2 separate regions of the Homo sapiens genome follow, and region 2 is linked to region 1. A link is an interaction called in ENCODE POLR2A ChIA-PET data of the cell type or tissue named here. Cell type or tissue: K562. All regions are shown on one strand. Links, peaks and the distances in the headings refer to the core of each region. The heading gives the core; the rest is flanking DNA.

Evidence for each region. Peaks named below come from ENCODE experiments on the same cell type or tissue, not always from the same donor. Only the 100,000 strongest peaks of a DNase experiment are listed, where the experiment ranks them.
Region 2: POLR2A ChIA-PET joins it to region 1 with 5 read pairs; 3 of 35 experiments call an interaction of 5 or more read pairs at or near these places.

The regions. Positions count from the first base shown.
Region 1 is chr9:131,154,578-131,158,964 of GRCh38, forward strand. All of the region lies in intron 17 of NUP214 (nucleoporin 214), which reads left to right. Among named protein-coding and RNA genes, the nearest start is that of NUP214, 31 kb to the left of the region's middle. In K562, for the core only: no CTCF peak of the experiment used is centred there; no DNase peak of the experiment used is centred there.
Region 2 is chr9:131,261,696-131,266,082 of GRCh38, forward strand. The region is part of intron 1 of FAM78A (family with sequence similarity 78 member A); the gene reads right to left. Among named protein-coding and RNA genes, the nearest start is that of FAM78A, 13 kb to the right of the region's middle. RefSeq lists an enhancer at 1,008-1,057. In K562, for the core only: no CTCF peak of the experiment used is centred there; DNase peaks (open chromatin) are centred at 2,166, 2,696 and 4,208.

The DNA.
Region 1 (4,387 bases), core at 122-4,121:
TTCAAGTGATCTGCCCGTCTTGGTCTCCCAAAGTGCTAGGATTACAGGCGTGAGCCACCGCGCCTGTTCCGTTGTATCATTCTTATCCCTTTGCATCCTCATAGTTTAGCTCCTGCTCATAAATGAGAACAAATGGTGTTTGGTTTTCAATTCCTGAGTTACTTCACTTAGAATAATGGTCTCCAGCTCCATCTAGGTTGCTGCAAATGCCATTATTTCATTCCTTTTTATGGCTGAGTAGTAGTAGTTGTGTGTGTGTGTGTGTGCGCACGCGCACGCTCGCGTGTGTGTCACATTTTCTTTATCCACTCGTTGATTGATGGGCATTTGGGCTCGTTCCATATTTTTGCAATTGTGAATTGTGCTGCTGTAAACATGCGTGTGCAAGTGTCTTTTTCATGTAATGACTTCTTTTCCTCTGGGTAGATACACAGTAGTAGGATTGCTGGATCAAATGGTAGGTACTTTTAGTTCTTTAAGAAATCTCCATATTGTTTTCTGTAGTGGTTGTACTAGTTTACATTCCCAACAGCAGTGTAAAAGTGTTCCCTTTTCACCACATCCACACCAACATCTATTATTTTTTGATTTTTAAATTACGGCCATTCTTGCAGAAGTAAGACGGTATTGCATTGTGGTTTTGATTTGCATTTGCCTGATAATTAGTGATGTTAAGCATTTTTTTGGATGTTTGTCAACCATTTGTATATCTTTTAAGAATTGTCTGTTCATGTCCTTAGCCCACTTTTTGATGGGATTGTTTGTTTTGTTCTTGCTGATATGTTTGAGTTCCTTATAGATTCTGGATATTAGTCCATTGTCGAATGCATAGTTTGTGAAAATTTTCTCCCACTCTGTGAGTTGTCTGTTTACTCTGCTGATTATTTCTTTTGCTGTGCAGAAGCTTAATTAAGTCCCATCTATTTACCTTTTTGTTGCATTCGCTTTTGGATTCTTGGTCATGAACTCCTTGCCTAAGTCAATGTCTGTAAGAGTTTTTCTGATGTTATCTTCTAGAATTTTTATGGTTTCAAGTCTTAGATTTAAGTCTTCGATCCATCTTGAGTTGATTTTTGTATAAGGTGAGAGATGAGGATCCAGTTTCATTCTTTTACATGTGGCTTGCCAATTATCCCAGCACTATTTGTTGAATAGGGTGTCCTTCCCCCACTTTATGTTTTTTGTTTGCTTTGTTGAAGATCAGTTGGCTCTAATAATTTGGCTTTATTTCTGGGTTCTCTATTCTTTTCCATTGGTCTGTCTGCCTATTTTTGTACCTGTACCATGGTGTTTTGGTGACTATAGGCTTGTAGTATAGTTTGAAGTCAGATAACGTGATACCTCCAGATTTGTTCTTTTTGCTTATTCTTGCTTTGACTATGTGGGCTCTTTTTAGTTTTATATGAATTTTAGGATTGTTTTTTCTAGTTCTGTGAAGAATGATGATGGTATTTTGATGAGAATTGCATTGAATTTGTAAATTGTTTTTGACAGCATGGTCATTTTCACAATATTGATTCTACCCATCCATGAGCATGGGATGTATTTCTGTCTTTTTTTTTTTTTTTTTTTTGAGACGGAGTCTTGCTCTGTCACCCAGGCTGGAGTACAGTGGCACGATCTCGGCTCACTGCAAGCTCCACCTCCCGGGTTCACGCCATCCTCCTGCCTCAGCCTCCTGAGTAGCTGGAACTACAGGCGCCTGCCACCACGCCCGGCTAATTTTTTGTATTTTCAGTAGAGACGGGGTTTCACTGTGTTAGCCAGGATGGTCTCGATCTCCTGACCTCATGATCCACCCGCCTAGGCCTCCCAAAGTGCTGGGATTACAAGCATGAGCCACTGCGCCCGGCTGAGCATGGGATGTATTTCTATTTGTTTGTGTCGTTTCCATTTGTGTCGTCTATGATTTCTTTCAGCAGTGTTTTGTAGTTTTCCTTGTAGAGGTCTTTTGCCTCCTTGGTTAGGTATATTCCTAAGTTTTTTTTTTTTTGTTCTTTTTTTTTTTGCAGCTATTATAAAAGGGGTTGTTGTTTATTTGATTCTCAGCTTGGTCGCTGTTGGTGTATAGCAGTGCTACTGATTTGTGTACATTGATTTTGTATCCTGAAAGTTTACTGAATTCGTTTATCAGATCTAGGACCTTTTTGGATGAGTCTTTAGGGTTTTTTAGGTACATGATCATAACATCGGCAAACAGCGACAGTTTGACTTTCTCTTTATCAGTTTGGACGCGCTTTATTTTTTCTCTTGTCTGTGCCAGCTACACAAATAATTTTGAAAATACATTTAAACATAATAAGATCTCTCTACAGATGTAAACTGCTTTTCCTAGTGTATAGCACATTATCTCCATTTGTAGACATACTTAATTGAATGCCTCAGTTTTATTTTATTTTTTTTTAGGAGACAGAGTTTTGCTATGTAGCCCAGGAGTGCAAAGGCTATTCACAGGCATGATTATGGTGCACAAAAGCCTCGAATTCCTGGGCCCAGGTGATCCTCCTAACTCATCCTCCTGAGTAGCTGGGTCTACAAGTGTACGCTACCACGTTTAGCTCTGTTTTTTTTTTTGTTTTGTTTTGTTTTTTAATTTTGGACACGGTCTTTCTCTGTTGCTTGGGCCAGAGTGTGTGGTGCGGTGGCACGATCCTAGCTCACTGCAGCCTCGAACTCGGGCTCAAGTGATCCTTCTGCTTCAGCCTCCTAAGTAGCTAGGACTACAGGCACACGCCACCATGTCTGGCTAATTTTTAAAATTTTTGTAGAGATGGGGCCTTGCTGTGTTGCCCAAGCAGGTCTCGAACACCTGGGCCCTAGCACTCCTACTGACTTGGCCTCCCAAAGTGTGAGATTACAGGTGTGAGCCACTGTGTCTGGCGTTTTTTTTTTTTTTTTTTTTTTTGAGAGAGAGTCTCACTCTGTTGCCCAGGCTGGAGTGCAGTGGTGCGATCTCAGCTCACTGCAACCTCAGCCTCCTGGGTTCATGTAGTTCTCCTGCCTCAGCCACCTGAGTAGCTGGAATTACAGGCGTGCACCACCACTCCCAGCTAATTTTTGTTTTTTGTTTTTTGTGTTTTGTTTTGGAGACAGGGTCTCACTCTTTCACCCAGGTTGGAGTGCAGTGGCATGATCTCAGCTCACTGCGACTTCCACCTCCCAGGTTCAAGAGATTCTCCTGCCTCAGCCTCTGGAGTAGCTGGGATTACAGGCGCGCGCCACCACACCCGGGTAATTCTTGTATTTTTAGTAGAGATGGGGTTTCACCGTGTTGACCAGGCTGGTTTCAAACTCCTGGCCTCAAGTGATCCACCTGCTTTGGCCTCCCAAAGTACTGGGATTACAGGCATGAGCCACTGCACCCAGCTCTAATTTTTGTATTTTTAGTAGAGATGGGGTTTCACCATGTTGGCCAGGCTGGTCTCGAGCTCCTGACCTCGAGTAATACACCCGTCCTGGCCTCCCAAAGTGCTGGGATTACATGCATGAGCCACCATGCCCGGCCTGATTTTTTGTTTAGAGACAGTGTCTTGCTCTGTTGCCCAGGCCGGAGTGCAGTGGCGTGATCTCAGCTCACTGCAGCCTCCGCCTCCTGTGTTCAAGTGATTCTTGTGCCTCAGCCTCCCAAGTACCTGGGATTATAGGCATGCATCACCCTGCCCAGCTAATTTTTGTATTTTTAGTCAAGGCGGGATTTCACCATGTTAGCCAGGCTGGTCTGGAAGTCCTGGCCTCAGGTGATCTGCCCACCTTGGCTTCCCAAAGTGCTGAGATTACAGGTGTGAGCCACAGCGCCCAGCCACCTGGCCTGTTTTTAATTTTTGAGAATCAAGTTGCATAGCCATGAAGGTTAACAGTCGCCCAAAATTTAAATAAAATTATTGCAGGCCTATAATAAGTTAAATAGCTAAAATTTTAAATAATGACAGATTCAGTTTTTAGTGCTGATAGTGTTCTTTGATTTTGCAAACAAATGAGTATTTCTCAAATGGGAAGATGACTTATATGTTCTATGCTGTGAATAGATAGGTTTAGAATTACTTTCAGCACCGTTTTGTCTCCATTACAGTTAATTTTATGGGTGGGAGAGCAAAATCTAAATGGATGCACTGTCTGAGTACCAGAATGGAATGGAAAATTCCCAGACCATGGAACTGAGAAATGAGAATTAAGCAAGAACATTTGTTCCCTGGGGGCCTAGGCAGCCATACCCATTCTGTTTCCCTTTTCATTGTACCACCTCTCTGCCACCTCTGCCTCCTGGGTTCAAGTGATTCCCCTGCCTCAGCCTCCTGAGTAGCTGGGATTACAGGCACCTGCCACCCTGCCTGGCTAATTTTTGTGTTTTTAGTAGAGACGGGGTTTTACCATGTTGGCCAGGCTGATC
Region 2 (4,387 bases), core at 320-4,319, 110 kb after region 1:
CAGACAATCTTCTCCATGCAACCCCACCCGGCAGATACAGAAAGTGAAGTGGTGGGCTGGGGGTGGAGAGTGAGGCTACATTTTCCTAAGGACATTTGGCCAAGCGGTGGGGCCTGGGACCCCGGCGCATTTCCACCAAGGCACCTGTAACAGGGAAGCTCAGGACACCCTGCGCCCACTGCGCCTTCTGCTCACCTACGTGCACAGCGGGTACTCCCAGGAACAAGCTACTGTTAAAAATGCACTCCTGGCCGGGCGTGGTGGCTCACACCTGTAATCCCAGCACTTTGGGAGGCTGAGGCAGGCTGATCACTTGAGGTTAGGAGTTCAAGACCAGCCTGGCCAACATGGTGAAACCTCGTCTCTACTAAAAATACAAAAATTCACTTTGGGAGGCCAAGGGGGGCGGATCATGAGGTCAGGAGTTTGAGAACACCCTGGCCAATATGGTGAAACCCTGTCTCTACTAAAAAAAATAGAAAAAATTAGTCAGGCATGGTGACATGCGCCTGTAGTCCCAGCTACTCAGGAGGCTGAGGCAGGAGACAGAGGTTGCAGTGAGCCGAGATCACGCCATGCACTCCAGCCTGGGCGACAGAGTGAGACTCTGTCTCCAAAAAAAAAAAAAAAAAATTAGCGGGGTACGGTAGCAGATGCCTCTAATCCTGTAATCAGGAGGCTGAGGCAGAAGAATTGCTTGAACCTGGGAGGCTGGGTTTGCGGTGAGCTGAGATTGTGCCACTGCACTCCAGCATGGGTGACAGAGTGAGACTCTGTCTGCAAAAAAAAAAAAAAAGCACTCCCAACTGGACGCAGTGGCTCACACCTCTAATCCCAGCACTTTGGGAGGCCGAGGCTGGCCAACACAGTGAGACCCTACCTCTAAAAAAAAATGCATTCCTGTTCCTAGAATTAATCACAATAGCCAAAAGGCAGAAGCGATCCAAGTGTCCAACGACAGATAAATGGATAAACAAAATGTGCTACATACGTACAATGGAATGTTCTTCAGCCTTAAGAAGGAAGGATGTTCCAACACAGGCTACAACACAGATCAACCTTGAGGACGTTATGTTGAGTGAAATAAGCCAGCCACAAAAAAACACAAACTGTGTGATTCTACTTATGTGAAGTCCCTAGTGTTGTCAAATTCATAGAGACAGAAAGTAGAATGGAGGTTGCCAGGGGCTGGGAGAAAGAGGAACGGAAAGTTGATATTTCTTGGGGACGAAGTTTCAGTTTTGCAGATGAAAAGAGTTCTGGGCTGGGCGCAGTGGCTCACACCTGCAATCCCAGCACTTTGTTAGGCCGAGGCAGGTGGATCACCTGAGGTCAGGAGTTCCAGACCAGCCTGGGCAATACGGTGAAACCCTGTTCTACTAAAAGTACAAAGATTAGCCAGGCATGGTGGTGGGCACCTGTAATCACAGCTACTCAGGAGGCTGAGGCAGGAGAATCGCTTGAACCCAGGAGGCGGAGGTTGCAGTGAGCCGAAATCACACCACTGCACTCCAGCCTGGGCGATAAGAGCAAGACTCCATCTCAAAAAAAAAAAAAAAGAAAAAGAAAAGAGTTCTGAAGATAGATGGTGGTGAAGGCTGCAAAACAATTTGAACAGACCTAATGCCACTGAGCTGTACACTTATGAATGATTAAAATGGTCTATTTTGGCTGGGCACGGTAGATCACTTGAGGTCAGGAGTTCGAGACCAGGCTGGCCAACATGCTGAAATCCCGTCTCTACTAAAAATACAAAAATTAGCTGGGCGTAGTGGCAGGCACCTGTAATCCCAGCTACTCGGGAGGCTGAGGCAGGAGAATCGCTTGAACCTGGGAGGCAGAGGTTGCAGTGAGCCGAGATCATACCATTGCACTCCAGCCTGGGTGACAGAGCCAGACCCTGTCTTAAAAAAAAAAAAATTAATAATAAAATAAAATGGTCAATTTTATAAAATGTTACATAGGCTTTACCATAATTTTAAAAATGCATTCCCCTACTTATGCATCATATAATGTTAACAGTTAGCAAAATTGGGGCCGCCGCAGGAGGAATGATTAGGAACATGATTTTGCTAATTTTCCTGTTCATCTCATTGAAAAGCTCACTCATTAGAGTAACACCTGCTTAATGGGCATCTCCTGCCCAGCCCCTGAGTACCCAGACTCAGGGAACCTGCAGGCAGCTCAGACAACCTCACTGTCCGGAAGTACCCAGCAATTCCTAAGATCTAGGGGGGCCCCACAGCAGCAGGCAGGATGACAACAGGGTGAGCCTGCTCATTCATTCCCCCGCACAGATGGAGAAGCGGGTCAGGGTCTCTTTGCCCACTGGGGGCCTAGTCTCCTATTTCAGAAGGAAACGCCCACTCTGTCCTCACACAGTGCTTACACTTGCTTGGAAAAGTTTTCCGTTTTTTTGGTTTTTCAGGGCAGGAAGCAAACTTGCATAAGGAACCCCGCTTTGGCCTTGCCCCCTCTTTCGTTTGCAAAGAGCTGAAGGTCTGGTTTGGGGGAGCAGGACTGAGCAGCAAAATAGCCCTCCTCTTCCTGACCCCAGCCTTGGGGTTTTCTTTCCTTTCCCAGTCCTGAAACTCCCAGGCCCTGGCTCAGGCAAAGACAGGTGAGGAGCCTCCCAGGCTGGCAGACAGCACTGCGTCACGCGGGGCATGGCTCAGGGCCAGGGCCAAATCGTCACCAGGCTGCGTGGATCCCTCCACCTGGGGGTTGCAGCGGGTGCAGCAGCCCAGGGTCCACTGTCAGCCCCAGCTACTCGCACTGTGGTCCAGTCACAGACGCGCTGAGCTCTACCAGCTCTTCAGCAGCCCACAGACAATCCGCCAACATCTGCCTGCCCGGTTTTTGTGATGATTAAATGTACTGATACTCACTGCCTGGTGCAGCCAACAGCAGTCAGTGGAAGCTTCTGGAGACCCTTTGAGGGTGGCATCAGCAGTTAGAAGTGTGCCTCTCCCAGACCAGGTAGCCCTGATTTGACCCAAAGCCCTAATTTGACCTGAAGCCTTTTCTGACCTTTTTTTTTTTTTTTGAGACAGAGTCTCACTCTGTCACTCAGGCTGGAGTGCAGTGGCGGGATCTCTGCTCACTGCAGCCTCGGCCTCCCAGGTTCAAGTGATTCTTCTGCCTCAGCCTCCTGAGTAGGTAGGACCACAGGCACCCACCACCACGCCCAGCTAATTTTGTACTTTTAGTAGAGACGGGGTTTCACCATGTTGGCCAGGCTGGTCTCAAACTCCTGACCTCAGGTGATCTGCCTGCCTTGGCCTCCCGAAGTGTCTGGGATTACAGGCGTGAGCCACCGTCCCCAGCCGAATTATTTTTATATGAACTTGTTTCTCTTCTCTATTAAATTTCTATTGAGTTTTTTAGTGCTTTTTGTCCACCATTCTTTTGATTACAGATTTTATTGGTATTTTTCTTCTGTTTCTTCTTGGTACTTATTGGGGATTTAAACATTCTAATTCTGTTCTCTTAGTAGTTGTCCTTGAAATTTTCCGATTATTTTTAACTTAAAAGTCTAAAGTTAAGCAATATCTTAACCACCTTTCTCCTTTTTTTTGAGACAGAGTTTCACTCTTCCTGGCCAGGCCGGAGTGCAATGGCATGATCTCAGCTCACTGCAACCTCTGCCTCCTGGGTTCAAGCGATTCTCCTGCCTCAGCTTCCCAAGTAGCTGGGATTACAGGCATGTGCCACCATGCCGGACTAATTATTTAGTAGAGATGGGGTTTCACCGTGTTATTCAGGTTGGTCTCGAACTCCTGACCTCAGGTAACCCACCCACCTCAGCCTCTCACAGTGCTGGGATTACAGGCGTGAGCCACCATGCCCGGCCTAATTTTTATATTTTTTTAGTAGAGACGGAGTTTCACCATGTTGGCCAGGCTGGTCTCAAACCCCTGACCTCAGGTGACTGCCCGCCTCGGCCTCCCAAAGTGCTGGGATTACAGGCGTGAGCCACCGCACCTGGCTGTAAACAACCTGAGATTTTCAATGCTGAGACGGCAGAGCCTTGAACCACGCTCAGGGCCCTTCTGAGTGCAGGCCCCGGACAGCTGTCCAGTCTAGGAGCCCAGCAGGCCGTTCACCTCCATGGCTGTGGGCAGAGGCAGGCAGAGCCACCTGTCACACTCCCATCCTCCTAGGGACCCCAAAGGACAGCAGGCAAGTCCAGGCTGGAACCCAGGCGTCAGAATGCTTCCCGGGCTGAAGTGGCTTCCTCAGCCTCCCGCAGCGTCCCTGTCCTGAGTCCCATCATCACCCACCCAACAAACATCTGCAGGGCACCTGCTTTCCATGTCTCACGAAGCCCTGACATGGGTGGACAGAGCCACTGGCCTGGCTGGCAACGGGGAGGCCTGTGTCTCCG